Regions from separate parts of the Homo sapiens genome. Here region 1 is linked to region 2. A link is an interaction called in ENCODE POLR2A ChIA-PET data of the cell type or tissue named here. Cell type or tissue: PC-9. All regions are shown on one strand. Each heading gives the region's core, and the rest is flanking DNA. Links, peaks and the distances in the headings are about the cores only.

The links. ChIA-PET counts read pairs that join two places held together with the same protein. Peaks named below come from ENCODE experiments on the same cell type or tissue, not always from the same donor. Only the 100,000 strongest peaks of a DNase experiment are listed, where the experiment ranks them.
Region 1: POLR2A ChIA-PET joins it to region 2 with 14 read pairs; 2 of 35 experiments call an interaction of 5 or more read pairs at or near these places.

What each region holds. Positions count from the first base shown.
Region 1 is chr10:24,478,863-24,488,944 of GRCh38, reverse strand. The region is part of intron 6 of KIAA1217; the gene reads right to left. Among named protein-coding and RNA genes, the nearest start is that of MIR603, 210 kb to the right of the region's middle. In PC-9, for the core only: no CTCF peak of the experiment used is centred there; a DNase peak (open chromatin) is centred at 5,044; H3K27ac peaks cover 1,948 bases.
Region 2 is chr10:24,187,798-24,197,879 of GRCh38, reverse strand. It overlaps a transcript of KIAA1217 not described here. Among named protein-coding and RNA genes, the nearest start is that of KIAA1217, 16 kb to the left of the region's middle. In PC-9, for the core only: CTCF peaks have their summits at 998 and 1,217 (motif pointing right); no DNase peak of the experiment used is centred there.

The DNA of each region.
Region 1 (10,082 bases), core at 794-8,793, 290 kb before region 2:
ACACAGCAGAGGCACTGCATCCCCTTTCCCAGGCATGCCTTTCTTTGACAATGTCAATTTCCTTTTTTCTAGGAGCAATCTACCTGAACTAAAACTCTTTGATCTTGGCAGTGCCGAAGGCATTTTTCCAGGATGCAATAGTGAACAGGTTTAAAGCGAGGCTATGCCCTTGTTTGTTCATGCCCTGACTCTGGTATGAGGAAAAAAAAACCCAAAGTAATTAAAGACTGTTTTCAGACGAGTTCAACAAAACAAAGGAATTTAAATTGTCTGAATTTGTGGTAAAGCTTCAAATGTGACTCTAAGCAATGACCTTTCTATTTCTGCCAGAAGTTAACCTATTGGTGGAAAAGCTGTGTAACTAAAGACATTGTTCCCCAAACTCCCAATACATTTAACTTCTCATTGACACATTTAGATCTATTTGGGAGACACTGGTGTAGTGGGCAGTCAGGGCTGCCATTTCTTCTCCCCGGGCCCTGTGCTTATGGCATGAGCAAGAAGACTGGCTACGTTCTGTCTCCCCTAAAAAGCACTTCAATATTTTGTTTCGTCTAATGTCTCAGTATCTCCCCTGCTTTGGAATTCTTGACTATCTCATCCCTAAGTTCCCTACCACTACCCAGGAAATCCCCTCCCATCCCTGGTGCTCCCATCCACCATACCCCAGCTGCCATCCTTTGTAGCTTCAACATCCATACTTACAACCCCTACAGAAATTTGGCACTATACAGCCTCAAAATCTTTACAGCCATCCTCTGACCTTGAGTTCTAACTCAGAATGGTGTTACTGTCTAGATCTGAAACTCCAAGACCCCCTCTAAGTATGGCGATTTTTTGTTGTCTTCATTTCTCTTATTCATACAAACTATTTCTTTATCTGTAGCCTGGCCTTGCTTTCTCCACCTTCGATACTGTCTGAACAGTCTCTGGTCATTTCTCCTGCCTCTTACCCAGGTTGGACCCTGAATACTTTCAACATTATCCCAACTGAACCCCATTGCATCTGGGCTATTTTTCAGCCTTGCTGTTCCCATGCTATACTGACGTTGCTTTCTGAATGACAGAGGAGGGTAATAAATGAGAAGAAAAGGCCCCTTGTGCCCCTTCTATTTCTTCCTATGTCCTCTCCTTCTGGTAATCTTCAAGGAGACAGAGTTGGGGGAAACCTTCTCATTAGGCACTTTTCCCAAGTCAGGAAAGAGTCTGTAACCTAACAAAGGGGCTCATCTAAAATGTTCTGCATTTCACTTACAGTGCAGGAAGACAGACACATTTAAGGATACCTGTAAAAAAAACAGGCAAAAATGAAGCTCCATTTACAAGGATCTAGAGGAAAAAGCTATTTCTAATCTTTCTTCATAAATTCACTGAGGTGTTGACAGAATGAAAACTGGCAATGAGATGTGGAAAGGGAATGCTGTGGCGATGATGGTATTCTCTCTAATAAATAGTTCTTCACATACTCCTAGGGATGCTGTTTATTTTCTTCATGGCCTCGGGAGACGATTGATTATCATGTCAATTTCAGTTCACTTCCACCATCACTTTGTGCGTGAGCACCATGACGGGCGCTGAGAGTCAGTGATGCTGATGCCTTTCTTCCTGATCCTAGGCTTCGGATGACTTGGCTTGGGTGGGCATGGTGGCTACAGCCCAGCCAGAATTCTGTGGGGTTCCTCTGTGCTCAGTGCTATCAATAAGGTACTCCTGGATGGTGGAGACGGAGCAATAGGCTGCGGAAGAACAAGTTCTTATAATAGGTGAGATGTGAATGATGCTGAAAAGAATGGCAGAATTTATCCGGAGGGAGAAGAAGAAGGAGAAGGGAGCAGTGTTCTGAGCAGGGTTCCAGGGCAAGCGGAGAAGCCGTAGACCAAATACAATTTAGTGGAAGCAAAAACAGTGGACCAGGAATTAACTGTGTTTGTTCTCTGACTCCATCCTTACAGCGGTGACCTTTCTTTCAGCCATTAATCCAACTGACATTTATTGAGCACCTACTGCATACTAGGGAATGCTCCAGGCACTAAGGACATAGACATGAACAAAACAGACAAAACTCCTTGCTTACGTGGAGGTTACATTCTACTGACCATTAGCGAAATAGATGATAAACCTTAGACACCAACGAACATGAAGGAGAAAAAAAAATCTGGGAAGAGAGATAGAAAGAAGAGCTGAAATTTTACGCAGGGTGAGCAGACAGGGCTTCACTGAGAAAGTCACTTTTGAATAAAGACCTTAAGGAAGTGAGAGAGCAGGCCATGTGTGCTGTCTGGAGGAGGAACGTTCTAGGCTGTGGGAAGGGCAGGTGCACTCACACATATACACTCTGCCCAAGGCAGGAGCATGCCTGGCAGTACTGAGGAGAGCTGGGGAGGCCAGTGTGCCTGCAGTGAAGGAAGGAAGGGGAGGGTGATTGAAATGATGTCAGAGGGGCAGACGGTTGACCTGTCCAGGGCTTGTGGCGAGGGGAATCAAATCATTTATTCTCCACACCAGGATACTTCAGAAAGTGGACAGGGGAGCCATTGGTCATTGCAAGTATTGTACAAGGACAATAGGGATACCCTGGAGCTGTCCCAGTCCAGCCGAGAAGGGCATTCTCCCTACTTGTGTGTCATCTTAGGGACTCTCACTTTGACCCTGAGTGTGATAGGAACCATGGGGAAGTCTGAGCTGAGGTTGGACGTGAAAGGTCTCATGTTTTAACAGGGTCACTCTGGCCCCCTCCACTGAGAACAGGCTGAAGGTGGCAGGGACTGAGTGGAGAGACCTCTTGGGAGACCACTGCAGCAAGTCAGGTGAGAGCTGGAGGTGGCTTGGCCCAATGGGTAGCTGTGAGGTCGAGAGCAATGGCTGGAGCCAGGAAACCTCTGAGTACAGATCTTACTGTTCTCTGGGTCTGGGTGTCCAAACGCAGGGTTGGGGAGACAGCAATCAAGATGACACCAAGACTTTTGGCCTGAGTGACTAGATGAATGAAGCTGTTGTTACCTGATGTGGGGAAGATAGGACTTTATTTTTGGGCATGCTGCATTCAAGTTCATTAACAGACATCCACGGGGAGATACAAATCTCCACTCAGAAGTCACTTAACGTCTCTGGGTCTCCGCTCCTTAACCATCGAATTGGGAAAACAACTGCCTTACCTGTCCCAAAGGCTGTCACCCTACAGAGACATCAAAATGAGGGCAAATGAGAAAAATGTGTAGCGAAGCACATTATAACCTGTAAACCATTGAGGATGTGTAAGCCTTCATGATATCCCTTTAAATTCATTCATTCAACAAATATTTCTTGGGCCAGGCACAGCTCAAGATGCTGGGGATATGGTGGTAAAAGCACAGGGCTTGCCCTCATGGAACTTACATCTGGGGCACGGGAGACTGCGGGGGAGTGTTGCAACTTCAAGTGTCATGGCCAGGAAAGGCCTCCCTGAGCTGGTGGCATTTGGCAAAGCCTTGAGTTTGGAGAGGAGCCAGTCAGTTAGACATTTGGTGGAAGAATGCACGAAGCAGCAGAAAGAGCAAAGGTGAATTCTCCAAGGTCAGAAAGTCCTGGACAAGGTCAATTACAGGAAGTGAGGGAACATGGAGTTGAGTTCTTGGCAGGCCACGGAAAAGGCTGAACGAACCCTTACTCTGTAGAGGAAACAGTCTCAGAAGGCCCCTACCCCTTGTTAAACAGGGGTACCCATTCTCTCACACCCACTACCCACAGAAATCCAGCCTCACTTAGAATCCTGGAATTACATAAGTTTCTGGTTGGAAGGGATTTACATAAATCCCATAGCTCTTCCCATTCTGGGTCTGTGATCTTGAATGAAGCTATTAAAAAAAAAAAAAAAAAGCGGGCAGGTCCAACCAGGAGGTCCAAGCTCAGTCCCACCCAGGCCTGGTGTTCCCCGCATGCACAATTGGCTTCCCAGGTTCTAGCAGTGCTCTGCCCAGCACAGCAAATGCACTTAGGGAAGGCTCCAGGCAGCCTTTAATCTATTTCACAATTCACTTTCTGTGTAGGCTGTTCTGGATGGGACCAGGAAACAGCCCCAAGTCAGGAATAAGGACACAACCCCCCTCAGATCCGAAGGGCTGGCACAACTCTATGGCTTCATGGTTTTATGTCAATGAAAAATTTATTCATAGAAAACTGTCCAGTACACAAAGTGATCTAATAGCTATTTTCATTTAAATTGCACAGAACTTGTCCCTCTGCCAGGCACAGTGGCTCACACTTGTAATCCCCAAATTTTGGGAGGCTGAGGTGGGGGAGGCTTGCTTAAGCCCAGGAGTTCGAGGCTGCAGTGAGCTATGATTGCACCACTGCGTTCCAGCCTGGGTGACAGAGCAAGACCACATCTCTAAAATAATAATACATTGAAAAATAAAAATAGGCCATACACGGTGGCTCACACCTGTAATCCCAGCACTTTGGGAGGCCGAGGTGGGCGGATCCCTTGAAGTCAGGAGTTCAAAACCAGCCTGGCCAACATGGTGAAACCTTGTCTCTACTAAAAATACAAAAAATTAGCTGGGCTACTGTGGTGGGCTTCTGTAATACCAGCTACTTGGGAGGCTGAGGCAGGAGAATTGTTTGAACCCGGGAGGCGGAGGTTGCAGTGAGCCGAGATCATGCCACTGCACTCCAGCCTGGGCAACAGAGCGAGACTGTTTCAAAAAAAAAAAAAAAAAAAAAAATATATATATATATATATGTATATCTATCTATCTATATATATGTATATCAATATATATGTATATCTATATATATATACACACACATATACATATATACATATATATACACATAAATATAATAAAAATAAAAATAAAAATTGCACAGAACTCTTGAGTAGATTATCATCCCCTTATTAGGACAAAAGACACTGAGGCTTAGCCAGGCAGGGCTTTTCTTAGGGAAACAGATCAATTAGCTTGCAGGCTTTCTCGGATCCAGGGCTCTCTGTGGCACTGAGCTGCCTCCCTTAGTGACTCACATCTAGGGTGAGGCACTTCACTTCCTGTTGGCTCTCTGCTGGGTGCCTAGAGCCGCCACTCCCCAGGGCAAGCCTACACCCTGCTTTATGAAATCACCTGTTTTGCATTTTCTTTCTCTTCCCTGAGGCTAATCTGGAACATTTGTGTTCTGGAATTGACATCTCATTTTTTGCACAGGTACAAACAGGTAGGAATAGCAGTTGCTTCATGTTATGGGCCAGCTGAACACGGCCAGCTAATTTACCTTCAAATGAGAGACGGTGTCAGGAGAGATGGTCTCTTGAGTGGACCTCATGGTGACTGTGGAAATGAACTCCCCACTCTCGCCTGCTTTAGAGCTGTAAATCTTAGGGCGGACTCAAAAGAAATAAAATAATGACTCTTAGGGAAAAGAAAAAAACATTTGCTATATTTGGTCTCTCTAGTGCATTTCCTTTTTGTTTTGTCTTAGTTACTTGTGCTTGCAAAGACAAAATGTGAGGGGGGCCACGGCGAGTCCTGAGCTGAGGCTCGACATGAAAGGTCTCACGTTTTAACGGGGTCACTCTGGCCTCCCCAATGAGAACAGGCGGAAGGTGGGCAGGGACTGAGTGGGGAGACCTTTTGGGAGACCACTGTAGCAAGTCAGGTGAGAGATGGAGGTGGAGTGGCCCAGTGGGTGGCTGTGAGGTCAAGAGCAATGGCTGGAGCCACCCTTAAGGCAGCAGGATAGCGAAATGTCATTTAACTAGAGTAGCTCCCATCCTTGGACCTTTAGGAAGTCTCCTTGCTGTTTCTCCTGCTGTAAAGTCAGCTATTAGGACCCAGTATTCTCCAAGGTCTCTTTAGCTTTGAGGATGGACAAGGAGACAGAGGAAGTATTTACTGGTGATACAAGTTGGCCCTGCATGAGTATATACAGACTTTTTTTTTTTTTTTTTTTGAGACAGGATCTTGCTCTGTTGCCCAGGCTGGAGTGCAGTAGTGCAATCATAGCTCACTGCAGCCTCCAACTCCTGGGCTCAAGTGATCCTTCCACCTTAGCCTCCTGAGCACCTAGGGCTACAAGCATGTGCCACCACACCTAATTTTTCAAAAAGTCTTTTGTAGAGATGGGATCTCACTCTGTTGCCCAGGCTGGTCTTGAACTCCAGGGCTCAAGTGGCCCTCCTGCCTCAGCCTCCTAACATGCTGGAATTACAGGCATGAGTTACTGCACCCAGTTCAATACAGACTTTTTAAGATCTGTGATTTTTGAAAGTTAGAATTCATGCTTAGACCCAGCTGTATTTTTTGAATCACTTCATTCATGAAAAATGAAGTCCAGAATTCAAATAAGGACAAGTGTAATCTCCATGGTTTCCGCCAGACAGAAGGACAAGTAAATCACAAGAGAGGCTAAACTATGTGTCCTGTGTGTCAACAGAGTCTAGGATTATCAGCTCCTGGGCTATTTTGACGATCCATCTTTAGGTTGGGTGGGAACCCCACGATTCTGCATTAAGCTGATTTTGTCATCTTTTCAGGAGGCTTACTCTGCACCTAAGCTATTCCTCTTCTCTTTGAAGTTCTAGTTGGCAAAGGACCGAGTTATCTGAATCTCACAGTATTTAGTTTTTTCTGGCTTAAGTTTCTGGTCTCAGACTTAGGGCTTCTGATTGAGAGCACCTCATGAATATTCAAAGGAGATACAGCAGCACATTTTAATTTGATCTAATTAGTGACAGACGACGCCTTTTCCTTTTGAGATATTGATTTGTTTAAAGTAGCACACAGACCTTGTGGCTGCTATTCCATTGGCATTTCTGACAGAGTATCCCTGGTGTAAGAATAGAGCTAGCTGCATAAATCTGTTAGTTGGTCTAGTATGTTTATCAAGTATCTGATGCCTGAACTCAGGAGTCTAAGGAATAACTAGCAAATATGACTTAACCATGAAATTCCACTCCTGTGAACGAAATAACAATTCAGTTGGTCAGCACTTGATTTCTGAGACTGGCAAAACATCATATCGAGATGTCATTTTTATAGGTACCATGATGGTAAAAGTATAGCAAATTTTGGATAGAGACTAGTTGGTCTTTCCCAAATGACATCTTTTCATTACGTACATGCCCTCAATTCTAGACCATCTCAATGTTCTCAAGAAGGCTCTGAGACCCACATAACTTTGGGAAAATGTTCCCTTTTCTGAATTCATAGCAATTACCGTCTGTATCACTTCTTTGGAATTAATTATGTACAAGCAGACCCCAAATTATGGCAGGCTTGTCATTGAAAAGTTTACTTGTACTTTCATTGTTTAGAACTTGGAATAAATGGTGGTTGGATTTCCAGCTGGCCCATGGAAGCCTCTTTAACCTACAATGTATTATTAGTCCTGTCGTCGTTCCTCATTGTTTTCAAGGAAAACGTGTCCTGACTTCCAAGCTGGACTTTGGGAAGCTGGGAAGAGATCTTTCTCTGGAGCTCAAGCCTCTGGGGGTGCCATGTGACTTGGCATGTCCCCTTCTCTCCTCTCTGACTCACAAGGAGACATTGTCACTCTCAGGAATGACAAGAAGAGCATCCCTGGGCATCACCAAAGCCAAAAGAAATATCACGTGTGAAATTCAATGATTGTGGTTGTTTCTCAAAAACAGGTATTCAGTAGGCATTTGTAACTCCGAAGCTTCCTGTACTTAAACCGTGACAAAGCTTATATGTTTATATTAAGCTTTTAATATTTTATGACTGTCTTCATGGTTTATGTTCCTGGTGTATGGGAACCATATCTCAGTTTCTTTGTATGCAGCAAATCCTCCAGTCCACAGCTAAGCACATAAGAGCAGCTCAATAAACATTTATTGATCCATAATTACAGCTACATGAAAAAGCAATTCAGACAAGAGCTGAATCAGTCAAGCACTATTAGGCATCAAAACAGATAACCTAATGATTTCACGCATACCTGGCTTAGCTGTCTTATCTTCAGTCTTATAGCTCAGATGCAGTTTTAAAAGGATGCCCTGAACCTAGCTTGTCTTTTTGCCCCTGGACCCAAGCAGATGTGCAACCCTGGCTACTTTCCTGAAATGAACTTCGAAGCAGTTTTGATACTCTAAACATTCTAATTTGGATCTGTAAGCCCAGCTCATTCTATTCTGTGTTCACATTTAGTTTAATTCTCTCACCCTTGCTCACCTTACGTGTTTTCTGATATTATATTCAGAAATGTCTCTCCCTGCTTCTTCGGGGAGTTCCTCATCCTTGCCAACTCTGTGTATTTACATTCCTCTTTAGTAGCACTTAGTAGAGTGCTTTGCTCAAACTAGAAACTCTCAGCCACTTAGTATATCCCAGGCTGCCATAACACACTGAACTGTAATGAGTTGTTGCATCCTGTGGGGTAGATACTATTATTATCTCTATGTCACAGTTGAGCAAATGGAGGCAGAGCAAGATTCGGTACTTTGTCAAAGGTCCCATCTGCTGGCAAGTGTTAGAACTGGGATTTGAACCCAGGCACTCTGGCTTGGAAGTCCATTACAAGTTACTGCCTCTGAACAACTGGTTGATGAGCAGATTGACTGACCTGAAGGTAGTCATAGCAAGCTCTATCAATAATGAGTTGCTTTATCACGAGGAGGAGGGCAGAATGGAGGTAATAACTGTCCTGGTCCTTGCCTTACGAATGTCACAATTTACATTGCTTGAACATGGGGTATTCTTTCATTTCTCTATTTTATTAAAAGTAGAAAAAGTTCAAATTTCCTTTAGAGCAACGTTTCTAAGCTGGGGCATTTTGCCCCCCTGGGCAGGGCATTACAATATCTAGAGATGTCTTTGATTATCCTGGCTAGGTCAGGATTGGTAGTTGGTATTTGCTACTGGCTTCCAGTGGGTAGAGGCCAGAGATGCTGCTAAACATCTGCTACGGTTTGGATATGGTTTGTCCCCACTAAAACTCATGTTGAAATGTGATCCCCCACGTGGCAGTGCTGGGAGGTGGGGCCTAGTGGAAGGTGTTTGGGTTATGGGGGCAGATCCCTCATGAAGGGCCTCATGCTGTTCTCAATGTAGTGAGTGATTTCTTGCTCTCGCTTTTAAGAGATTGGATTCATTCTATCAGTAATGAATTTGTTCCCATGAGAGTGAGTTGTTAGGAAACCAGACCCCCCTCAGATTTCTCCCTCTTTGCCTGGGTTCACTTCTCCCTTGACCTTCTCTGCCATGCTATGATGCAGCACAAAAGGCCTTGCCAGAAGCTAGGGCCATGCCCTAGAACTTCTCAGCCTCTAGAACCATGAGCTAAATAAACCTCTTCTCTTTACAAAGTACCCAGTCTCAGGTATTTTTTATAGCAACACAGAATGGACTAAGACAACATCCTACAATGCACAGGACAGCCCCCTACAGCAAATTATCAGGCCCAAACTGACAACAGTACAGAGGTTAAGAAACTCTGCTTTACCGAGATGCTAACTGTAACTACTTAGGATATCGCTGATGTGGCTCACTTTTTACTATACCAGCAAGAAAGGAAAGCAAGTAATCCTTCTTTTCCCATCATTCAAACTGACTGTCCTCTAGGAGGATAAATCATGGTTTAGGAAATCTTCAAAGGTCTTCCAGTCGCAGTGAACATTTTTCAATGACATAAATCTGAATTTAGACTTTCATTTGATCAACTGTTTAACCAAGGATCCATCTCACCCCTAAAAGTTACCAACATAGTAACATTGAATCCTCATAAAATGAGAAAGTGATGTGAAATGATTAACAGCAGACACAAGCTGCCAGTTGCCATGTGGGCTTCCTCCTGTACACAGAAGGTTCTGCTAAGTCTACCATGCCTCAAAAATCATAATAGAAACTCAAGTTGTTTGCTTTTCTGTAGTTATAGGTGCTCGGAATGGGCAAAATTTTTCTTCCTAGTGTAACTCTATGCTAATTTGTCGAATGTAGCTGCTCTAGGTATAGAATAGTGTAAAAATACAATCTCAGTTCAAGTTTACTGGGTCCTGAAAAATCAATTTGGAGGAATCTGTTACATATTTCGAAGGCAAGGTAGTCACTTTGCGATAAGCACTCTTGAATTTTGAGTGTTATTTCACTAAA
Region 2 (10,082 bases), core at 902-8,901:
ATGCACAAAAAGCTTGAACTGTGTCCTGCAAGCACCATGGAGTCATGAACAAGACAATAGCAGACTAAGGACATGATCAGATTTGTGTTTGAGATAAATCTGTGTGGAGAATGGATTTGAGAGAAGCAGGAAAAGAGATTACAATAAAGTTTCTGTTACAGTAATTCAGGAAAAAATATGTGAGATTTGAAACTAAGGGAATTATAAAGATAAAAAGAAGGCAAAGCTTTGAGAAATACTCAGGAAGTAAAATTGGCAGGATGTAGAAATTAAATTGCACATAGGGTAGTGGAAGTTGGGAGATGCTCCAGACTGCTGAACAAACTCAGGTTATGTTTCAACATTCCGCCTCAGTTCTTTTCCCTGATTGACTTTGGTCAGTGCTACCACAAATAGGCCCAACCCAACTATTTCCAAAACAAGTTCACTGCTCTAATAGGTTTCTGTTGGTACATTCTTTCAATGTCAGCAAGTCAGCATTGCACGTTCTAGAAACAGGGATGAAAATTCAACATTCTGCCAACACCATCTTTTTTCCATAAGTCAGAAATGGCTCCAGGCACATCACATGGCATTAATTTTGTACCATATGCAACTCTGATTGATTACTGGGTGCCGAATTATAAATAGTTGTCAAGAAGTCTAATGACCATTTATCAAAAAAGATGCTGAAACCGTGTATATATGAGTTATAAAGAAAGGATGTGGCAGGGATATTAGTTTAACTAAAAGGTCATTGGTTATATAGATCCCCTCACAGTTCTCAAATTTCTGCCTGTGCCTAGCTGTGTGTTCAGTTTGCTTTGGGTACAATTTCTAGAACTCTGTGCAAACTCTTTCGTTTAACTCCATATCGTAGTGAAGGATGTGAAGTGTAATGATGCTTAGCACCTGGCACGGTGCCTGGCATATAGTAGGCACTCCAGAAATATTTGTTGGGTAAATGAGTGTAAATAAAGGCAACCAACTCTAGGCAGATTCAATCCCCAGGGTGTGAAGCCAGATTTTCCCCTATTAGCCCAGGAGCCCCATAAAACAGCTGGAGGCTACAGGGGAGCAGCGCAGCATCTGCACCTCGGCCCTGTCTCTACGCACCGCTCAGACTGGTTTTGGGGCTTAGATATGCCTGGACCTTCACCTTCCTATGTATTTTATTATTACTTCACTTACTGCAGAGTTAGTGCAATGGAGAAGTCCAAGGGGACGCAACTGTCACCAGCAGGAACGCAAACCCCTGTTTAGGCATATGGCCACTAGGGGGCGAGAGAGTCAAAAGGCTGCATATGAACGTCAGCCTTGCCCTCTTCAAGGTGTAAACTTTTTCCTGAATTTCCAATGAAAGCATTCTTGGATTTCTTCTCCCTAATCATCCCCGATACTTGGTACAGCAAGAATCAGGAATCATAGTAATATTTTACCCCCAAGCAATTGTAAACATCCACTTTTGGCAATGCTTTTTGTTTTCTAATAAAAATGTAAACATGAAAACAGAAATCAGGAAAATTTCCCAAGATTGATTACTGTTTTGAGCTGCCTCCTGTGCAATTGCCTGGAAGCTGTGAGGCCCCAATGTGCTCCTTCCAGGCACTGTGACCAGAGACACTGCGCGTTGGGTGGGGTTGCCAGGGAAAACACAGGATGCCTAATTAATTCAAATCAGGTAACAATAAAGCCTTTAATGTAAGTATGCTCCAACTTGTGAGGGCAGTGTGTGTGTGTGTGTGTGTGTGTGTGTGTGTGTGTTTTGAGACAGGGTCTCACTCTGTCACCCCAGCTGGAGTGCAGTGGTGCAATCATACCTTGCTGCAGCCTTGAACTTCTGGGTTCAAGCAGTCCTCCTGCCTCAGCCTCCCACTAGCTGGAACTACAGGTGCACACCACCACACCTGGATAATTATGTAAAAAAAAATTTCTGTAGACATGGAATCTTGCTGTGCTGCCCAGAATAGTCTCAAACTGCTGGCCTCAAGCGATCCTCCTGCCTCAGCCTCCCACAGTGCTGGGATTACAGGCGTGAGCCACTGCGCCCAGCCAATACATATTTTTTCAATGACATAATCAGCAAAGCCCTAGTTCTTTGTAAAAACTAACAAAAACCAAAGCAAAACCTTTCCTAAGTTCCCTTTCTTAGCACATTTCACCTAAAAGATTTGCTCCTCAGTGGCTCTCCCCAGAGCCACTTCCTTTCCTGGCGGATTAAAAACAATTCTCATTCAGTATCTCGCTGTCATCAGATTTTCCCATATTCTGACTTTCCTGGGAGCATTTTCACATATTATCTTAGTGGCTCTGTTGCCCTCTGATTCCAACCTCCCTCTGTTCTTTTCTGGAGGTAGAAGTCCTGAAACAGAAACGCTTATCCCCAGTCCCAACAATTAATCCCCAAAGAACCTTCGAGACAGGGCAGGTTCATGGCTGCCTCGTCCACAAAAGCCCTGTTTTCTGGGTTCCTTGTCTTGGGCAACCTGCAGAGTCAGAGCCATCATTGAAGGATGATTTGGGCTTCAGCTGGAACAAGGAGAAATACTCCTGAGCCATCTCCTAATGGTTTTCTCGGTCAGGGTCTGGATTAAGAAGACATGGCATCTTGTAGCTGGAAATACAGGAAGCTTAATAAAAGGCACTGCAGAGTTTCCATGGGACTGGACAGGGTTTTGATCATACTTCCAGGGATGCTGCAGTCCAGGGACAGGGACTCTTACTTCTCCTAGGCCTGAAGGAGCAAGAGGAGAAAGCTCATTCCCCAGCCCAGAGAGAGAGTCAAGGGGAGGGTTGCCTGGAGGAATCTGCCTTCCCTGGAAGAATACAGCCCACCCAGGGTGGCCTGGCAGGGAGGGGACCAGGAGAGGAGGAAGACAGCCTCATTCTCCTCTTGGCCTCCAGCACTTGGAAGGAGCATGGAGGGATAAGACTGGGGACTTGTTATCCTCGTACAGAGAAGAACAGTCATATACAATAGAAATAAAGACACGGGCTGGACACTGTGGCTCATGCCTCTAATCCCAGTATTTTGGGAGGCCAAGGCTGGAGGATCACTTGAGGTCAGGAGTTTGAGAGACCAGCCTGACTAACATACTGAGACTCTTCTCTCTAAAAAAAAAAAAAAAAAAAAAAAAATTTAATTGGCTGGGTGTGACTATAGGTGGTGCATGCCTATAGTCCCAGCTACTGCAGAGGCTGAGGCAGGAGGATCGCTTGAGCCTGGCTGAGATGGGAAGATCATGGCTGCAATGAGCTGTGATCATGTCATTCCACTTCAGTCTGGTTGACAGAGCGAGACTGTCTCCAAAAACAACCCCCAAAACAAAGAAAAGAGGCTGCCTGTGCTAAGGACAAAGTGAGCTGTAGACACACCTGGTTTGGGAGTTCAGCAGAGTGAAAATAAAGGCCAGAGGTCAGGTGGAGTGGCAAGTGTCCGTAGTCCCAGTGACTTAGGAGGCTAAGGTGGGAGGATGGCTTGAGGCCAGGAGGTTGAGGTCTGCCTGGGCAACATAGCAAGGGGAAGGAAGGAAGGGATGAAGGAAGGGGAGTGGTGGGGTGGGGTAGGGGAGGGGAGGAGAGGGGAGAGGAGGGGAGGGGAGAGGAGGGGAGGGGAGAGGAGGGAAATGAAGGCCAAGATTGGTGGGAAAGGTTTCATAGGTTTGGTAATGTATTTATAGGCTCCTTGGAGATTATTTTTCATTTTTATTTTTTAAGATGGAGTCTCACTCTGTCACCCAGGCTGGAGTGCAGGGGTGTGATCTCAGCTCACTGCAACCTCTGCCTGCCGGGTTCAAGTGATTCTCATGCCTCAGCCTCCTGAGTAGCTGGGATTACAGGTGTGCGCCACCACATCTGGCTAAGTTTTGTATTTTTAGTAGAGATGGGGTTTCGCCATGTTGGCCAGGCTGGTCTCAAACTTCTGACCACAGGTGATCCATCCACCTAGACTTCCAAAGTGCTGGGGTTACAGGTGTGAACCACCGCACCTGGCCTATTTTAAATTATCTCCAAATGAAGAAACCAAAGTACATGAACATGCACGTGACTGCTTTGTGTGTGTGTGTGTGTGTGTGTGTGTGTGTGTGTGTGTGTGTGTAGAAAACGCTGCAGATGGAGTTCATACAAAAAAAAAAATCCTTGAGTACTGTGATCTGCTCTAACTGTCAAATGTTAAGAACTGAGCACTTTCCTCATTTACTGTTGACCCAGATGGAGTTATCTGGATTAGCGCAGTTCTGCATGGCGCAGCTCGTTTATTTCCTCAAGAAGAAACAATTTAAGCCATTGTTCATGTTCAGGTTAGATAGCAACAATTTAGAGAGTTCTCCCCCACAGATAAAGGAAGATAAGTATTATCTGACCTGACCATGGGGAAGATGAAGAAACATCTAACGCTGTGTTTATAGCTGAGCAGGACAGATCGCCAGAGATAGGACAGCAAAGACCCCATTGTCTACACAGGGCTACATTTGGATCAGGGAGGAACAGCTTCTGAAGCAGCTATTGAAATTGAACACTGGTATAACATCTTGTATCTGACTGTTGCTTCATAGCAAATTTTCTCTCCAGATAAGTCCGCAGGACTCCTATAAAATCAGAGTTATAAGATTTGTATCTTTACTGAGGGAACCTTAAGAAGCTAGAGCTTTTTAGCCATTAATAATGTAAGCTTAGGTTAGGTGTGGTGGCTCATGCCTGTTATCCCAGCACTTCAGGAGGGGGAGGCCGAGGTGGGAAGATCGCTCAAGCCCAGGAATTTAAGACTAGCCTGGGCAACATAGCAAGACCCCGTCTCTCAAAAAAATTTTTTTTAATTAACTGGGCATGGTGGCACATGCCCATAGTCCCAGTTACTCAGGAGGCTGAGATGGGAAGATTGCTTAAGCCCAGGAGTTTAAGACCAGCCTGTGCAACATAGCAAGACTCCATCTCTCCAAAAAGAAATTTAAAATTAACTGGGTGTGGTGGCACATGCCTGTAGTACCAGTTACTCAGGAGGCTGAGCAGGAAGATCGTTTGAGCCCAGGAGTCTGAGGCCACAGGGAGCTATGATTGCACTACCAGGCATTCCAGCTTGGGTGACAGAGTGAGATCCTGTCTCAAAAAGATAAATAAAGAAACACCAAATAACATAATCTTCCCAAGGTCTTGCTGTAAGCACCACCCCAGACATTGTAAATGTCACCTCTGGTCACACATGCAGAGTGAATTGGGTCCTGTGCATTTCTCCAAGCCCCTGAGGGACCTCAAGAGTCCTGGTGTGGGTGTGACCTCTAACTGAGGTTGGAGGGCCATCTCAGGGCCCCATGCCCTCTGTCCCAAATGTGCTTCTCTTAGAAGCCTGGGCTGTGAACAAATGGGATGTGATGAACTTAACCTTATGGGGATGACACTGGAAAACAAGGTCGCAATGATTGCTTTGATGGGGTCCAGAGCATACTACCCCCCAAATATGATACCTTGACATTGAGAAAACAGCAGAAGCAGGAAGGTTTCTTGCACCTTCCCCTTATCCTTTCCCCTTATCCTTTCCCACTGAAGCAGGTGGCAAGACCCTAATGTGAGAGATGCCCTCCCTATACCTGGAAGAAAGGAGCATCCTTGTCTCTGAAGACACAGGGACATAGAGAAGAATCTGAACAAAGAATCATCGCTGAGTCCCTAAGTTCATTACCATTAGATCACTTCCTTTTATCTTCTAATCATACTTCTGCGTGACTGTTCCGCTCTTCACCAGACGTATGCATAAACATACATACATTCACCTCTTTCTTTGGATCTTCCTTTCCAAAGGCTCTTGTGTTAACACCCAAAAGCTCTTGTGTCAACCCAAACTTACATTAAGTAAATCCGTGGTTGGGAGCAGTAGCTCACGCCTGTAATCCCAACACTTTGGGAGGCCAAGGAGGGGGATCACTTGAGGTCAGGGGTTCCAGACCAACACGGCAAAACTCTGTCTCTACTAAAAATACAAAAATTAGCCAGGTGTGGTGGTGCACACTTGTAGTCCCAGCTACTTGGGAGACTGAGGCATGAGAATTGCTTGAACCTGGGAGGTGGAGGTTGCAGTGAGTTGAGGTTGCGCCATTGCACTCCAGCCTGGGCAACAGAGCGAGACTCTGTCTCAAAAAATAAAAAGTAAATTTGTACACTTTTCTCTTGCTAATAAGTCCTTTGTTACACATGCCTCAACCATGAAGCTGGCAATGAAATCTGTTACCCACTACAGTTTCACTGCCTCCAGGCTTGATCCTATTCTGGGTTGCTTTTGCAAGAATTTTGTTTGTAAATTTTTAAATTTTTAATATTTGTGGGTACAGAATAGGTATATATATATATATATATTTGTGGGTACATGAGATGTGTTGATACAGGCATGCAGTGTGAAATAATCACATAATGGAGAAGGGGGGCACCATTTATCCTTTGTGTTACAAACAATGCATTTACACAAATGTACAATTAAGTTATTGTTGACTATAGTCACCCTATTGTACTATCAAATAGTATGTCTGATTTTTGCAGGTATTTCCAAACCTTATATAACTCTCCTGAATGGAGAACTTTCCTATTGTGCCTGTTAAATGTTTCTTATTCCTGACCAGATTAATAGTCAGGAATGCAGGTCTTTAAATCACATTAAATAGAGTAAAACTACATTATGAAAAAATTAGACAATGTGGTACAAGGTGACTGATCTTTTGTTTTTTATTTTTTTTGAGAGGAGTCTTACTCTATCACCCAGGATGAAGTGCAGCGCCACAGTCTCAGTTCACTGCAGCCACAACCTTCTGGGCTCAAGTCATCCTCCTACCTTAGCTTCCCATAGGTGTGCACCACCTTGCCCAGCTAATTTTTGTATTTTGTATACAGATGGGGTTGCACCATGTTGGCCAGGCTGGTCTTGAACTCCTGGGCTCAAATGATTCGCCAGCCTTGGCCTCCCAAAGTGCTGGGATTACAAGTGTGAGCCACCGAGCCCCGCCTCTGATCATTTTTTTTTAAGCATGACAAACCCATGTCCTGGTTATCCCTTTCCCTCCCTGGAATGATCTGCTCTTCAGAGCACTTAACTGATATGGATTATACATTTTCTTCTTATAGACTCTATCCATATGGTAGCTAATTGGAGAGCTCTGGCTGGCATTTCCTGGAGTAGGTGCCAAAGGATGGAAAGGTGTTAAGAAAATAACTGGTCAGCAGCCTGCCTTCCCTTAAACAGGATATCCTCCATGGCTCGTCCTAATTCTGGAACTCCTAGATAGCACTGGGTTCTCCCAGGAAATATGGGGGAATCTGTGGGTAGGAGAAACTTCTGGATTCCTTGTGTTTGTCAACCAGGGCAATCCTGCTGTGGGAAAGCCCTAACTTCTAAAGCCCACGGGAATTTAGGGCTGCTGACCATTCTACCATACGGTGAGCTCTGAGTCAAGGGAGGCTTGGGTTCAGCGCCTCACATAGAATAAGCTGTTTGGGGAAGTTCAGGCTTTCGAAGTAAGGATGAGAAATGGCTACCGCATGGGACCTGTAGGTAAAACCTCCTCCTGCTTTGCTGTTTTACTATTTCTGGGCATTGGGGTGCAAAACATGTTACCCCAAAATATGGTACCTTGCAGGTCACTAGCTTTGACTTTCCCCAGTCTTTCTGTTTAAGAGCCAGCCATAAAGGAATTCTCTGACCAACCTCCCCTGAAAATGGGCCATAAGATCCCTAAGTGACAGGTATCTTGCCTTATACCAAGGGGAAACGCCTGCCGCAAAGAGAGGTCAAGAAGAATCTGAACAAACAGGCCTTGCTAAGCTCCCCCTCAGTTTATTATCATTAGATCATACCCTTTGTATGTCCAATCATACTTTTTTTTTTTTTTTTTTAAATAGAGACAGAGTCTCACTCTGTCACCCAGGCTGGAGCACAGTGGTATGATCACAGCTCACTGCAGCCTTGAACTCCTTGGCTCAATCAATCTTCCTGCCACAGCCTCCTGAGTATCTGGGACTATAGGCATGCACCACTATACCCAGCTAATTTTTAAAATTTTCATTTTGTAGAGATGCGGTCTCACTAGGCTGCCCCGGCTGGTCTCAAACTCCCAGCCTCAAGCAATCCTCTCACCTTGGCCTCCCAAAGTCCTTGGGATTACAGGAGTGAGCCACTGCATTCAGCCTCCAATCATACTTGTACAAGACTGTCCATTCTTCATCAAACCAAACATAAAAACACGCAGTCTTCCCTAGGTCTTTGGATCTCCATTTCTGAAGGCTCCTGTGCCATGTAAAACTTACATTAAATCAATTTGTTTGCTTTTCTCTTGTTAATCTGTCTTTTGTTATAGGGTATCAGCCATGACCCTTGTGATGGGTGAGAAAAAGGTATTACTCTTTCTCCTCTGCATGGGTAAAAGTGTGTGCACATGTGTGTTTGGGGGGAAGATAAGGGATAGAAAAATATTTTAAATTATTGTATTAATTGTGGGAATTGTAGAGTTCTATACCAAGGCGACCAATCATTGTCTAGAATTGCTCCTCAGTTTCAGGGGCATATTTTCGAAGCATTTTTAGCCAAAATGATTTGGGGTCATCCTATGATCTCTGTGCTCCTTCGGCCAACCACTTAACAGTAGCAACAGCTATTTTGAATGAGTGTACACTTTATGTCAGGTTGCAGGTCAAGCGCTTTCAATGGTAGGATCATGTATTCCTCTCAACGACCTGATAAGGCTGGTACTATCATCATCCCCAGATTCCAGGTGAGGAATATGAAGCTTTCTTTTTCTTTTCTTTTTTTTTTTTTTGAGACAGAGTCTCGCTCTGTCACCCAGGCTGGAGTGCAGTGGCGTGATCTTGGCTCACTGCAAGCTCCATCTCCCGGGTTCACACCATTCTCCTGCCTCAGCTACCAGAGTAGCTGGGACTACAGGCACCTGCCACCACGCCCGGCTAATTTTCTCGTATTTTTAATAGAGACGGGGTTTCACCATGTTAGCCAGGATGGTCTCGATCTCCTGACCCCGCGATCTGCCCGCCTCGGCCTCCCAAAGTGCTGGGATTACAGGCGTGAGCCACTGCACCCGGCCGAGGAATATGAAGCTTTGACTCATCAATCATCAAGCCCATGGACATGAGGCTTGAGGAAAGTGTCCGGTCTCCTCCATGTTGGGAGGAATGAACTAACAAAGACGATTTCAATAGCTGACTCCTGAAAAAGGACAAACACGTTACACTTGATTCTTTAAGGCCCAACCTCCATCTTTCTTTCCCTACAGAAGAGAGATTCCATTTTAGTTAGAACAACACCAAGAATAAACTGAAATAGGCAGCAGCCTATTGAATACTGCAGAGAATGCTTGCAATTTCAATTTCAGTCAATTCCACATACAATAATCACTGAATCAGGTGTGTACCTCATACTGTGCCACAGGCTAGAGGTTCAAAGCTGGATATAAGGGACCCTTTTTTACATGTGATTTATCCCTGGCTGTGATCCTCTACCCCTGAGAATTCCCAGGGGCATGACAGAAAGTATTGGAAAGCTCATTAGTATTATGGCTTATGTTTTTGAGGCTTCACTTTTACTTGAGGTTTGGAGGTGGGATAAAGGAGTTAATTAATTGAAGAGCTAAGTCACTTAAAACACTACAAATAAACATATTTAAAACAAACACAGATATTATGGTGTTGGATAAAATTACTGCCTTCTTTTCTTTCTTTTTTTTTGCTCTGTCACCAGGGCTGGAGTGCAGTGGTGGGTTCTCGGCTCACTGCAAACTCTGCCTCCCAGGCTTGAGCGATTCTCCTGACTCAGCCTCCTGAGTAGCTGGGATTACAGGCGCTGCCACCATGCCTGGCTAATTTTTGTATTTTTTGTAGAGATGAAGTTTTGCCATATTGGCCAAGCTGGTCTCGAACTCCTGACCTCAAGTGATCTGCCTGCCTTGGCCTCCCAAAGTGCTGGGATTACAGGCATCAGCCACTGCACCCGGCCTATTGCCTTTTATCTTTTTTTTTTTGAGATGGAGTTTTGCTCTTGTTGCCCAGGCTGGAATGCAATGGTGCGATCTTGGCTCACTGCAACTTCCGCCTCCCGGGTTCAAGCGATTCTC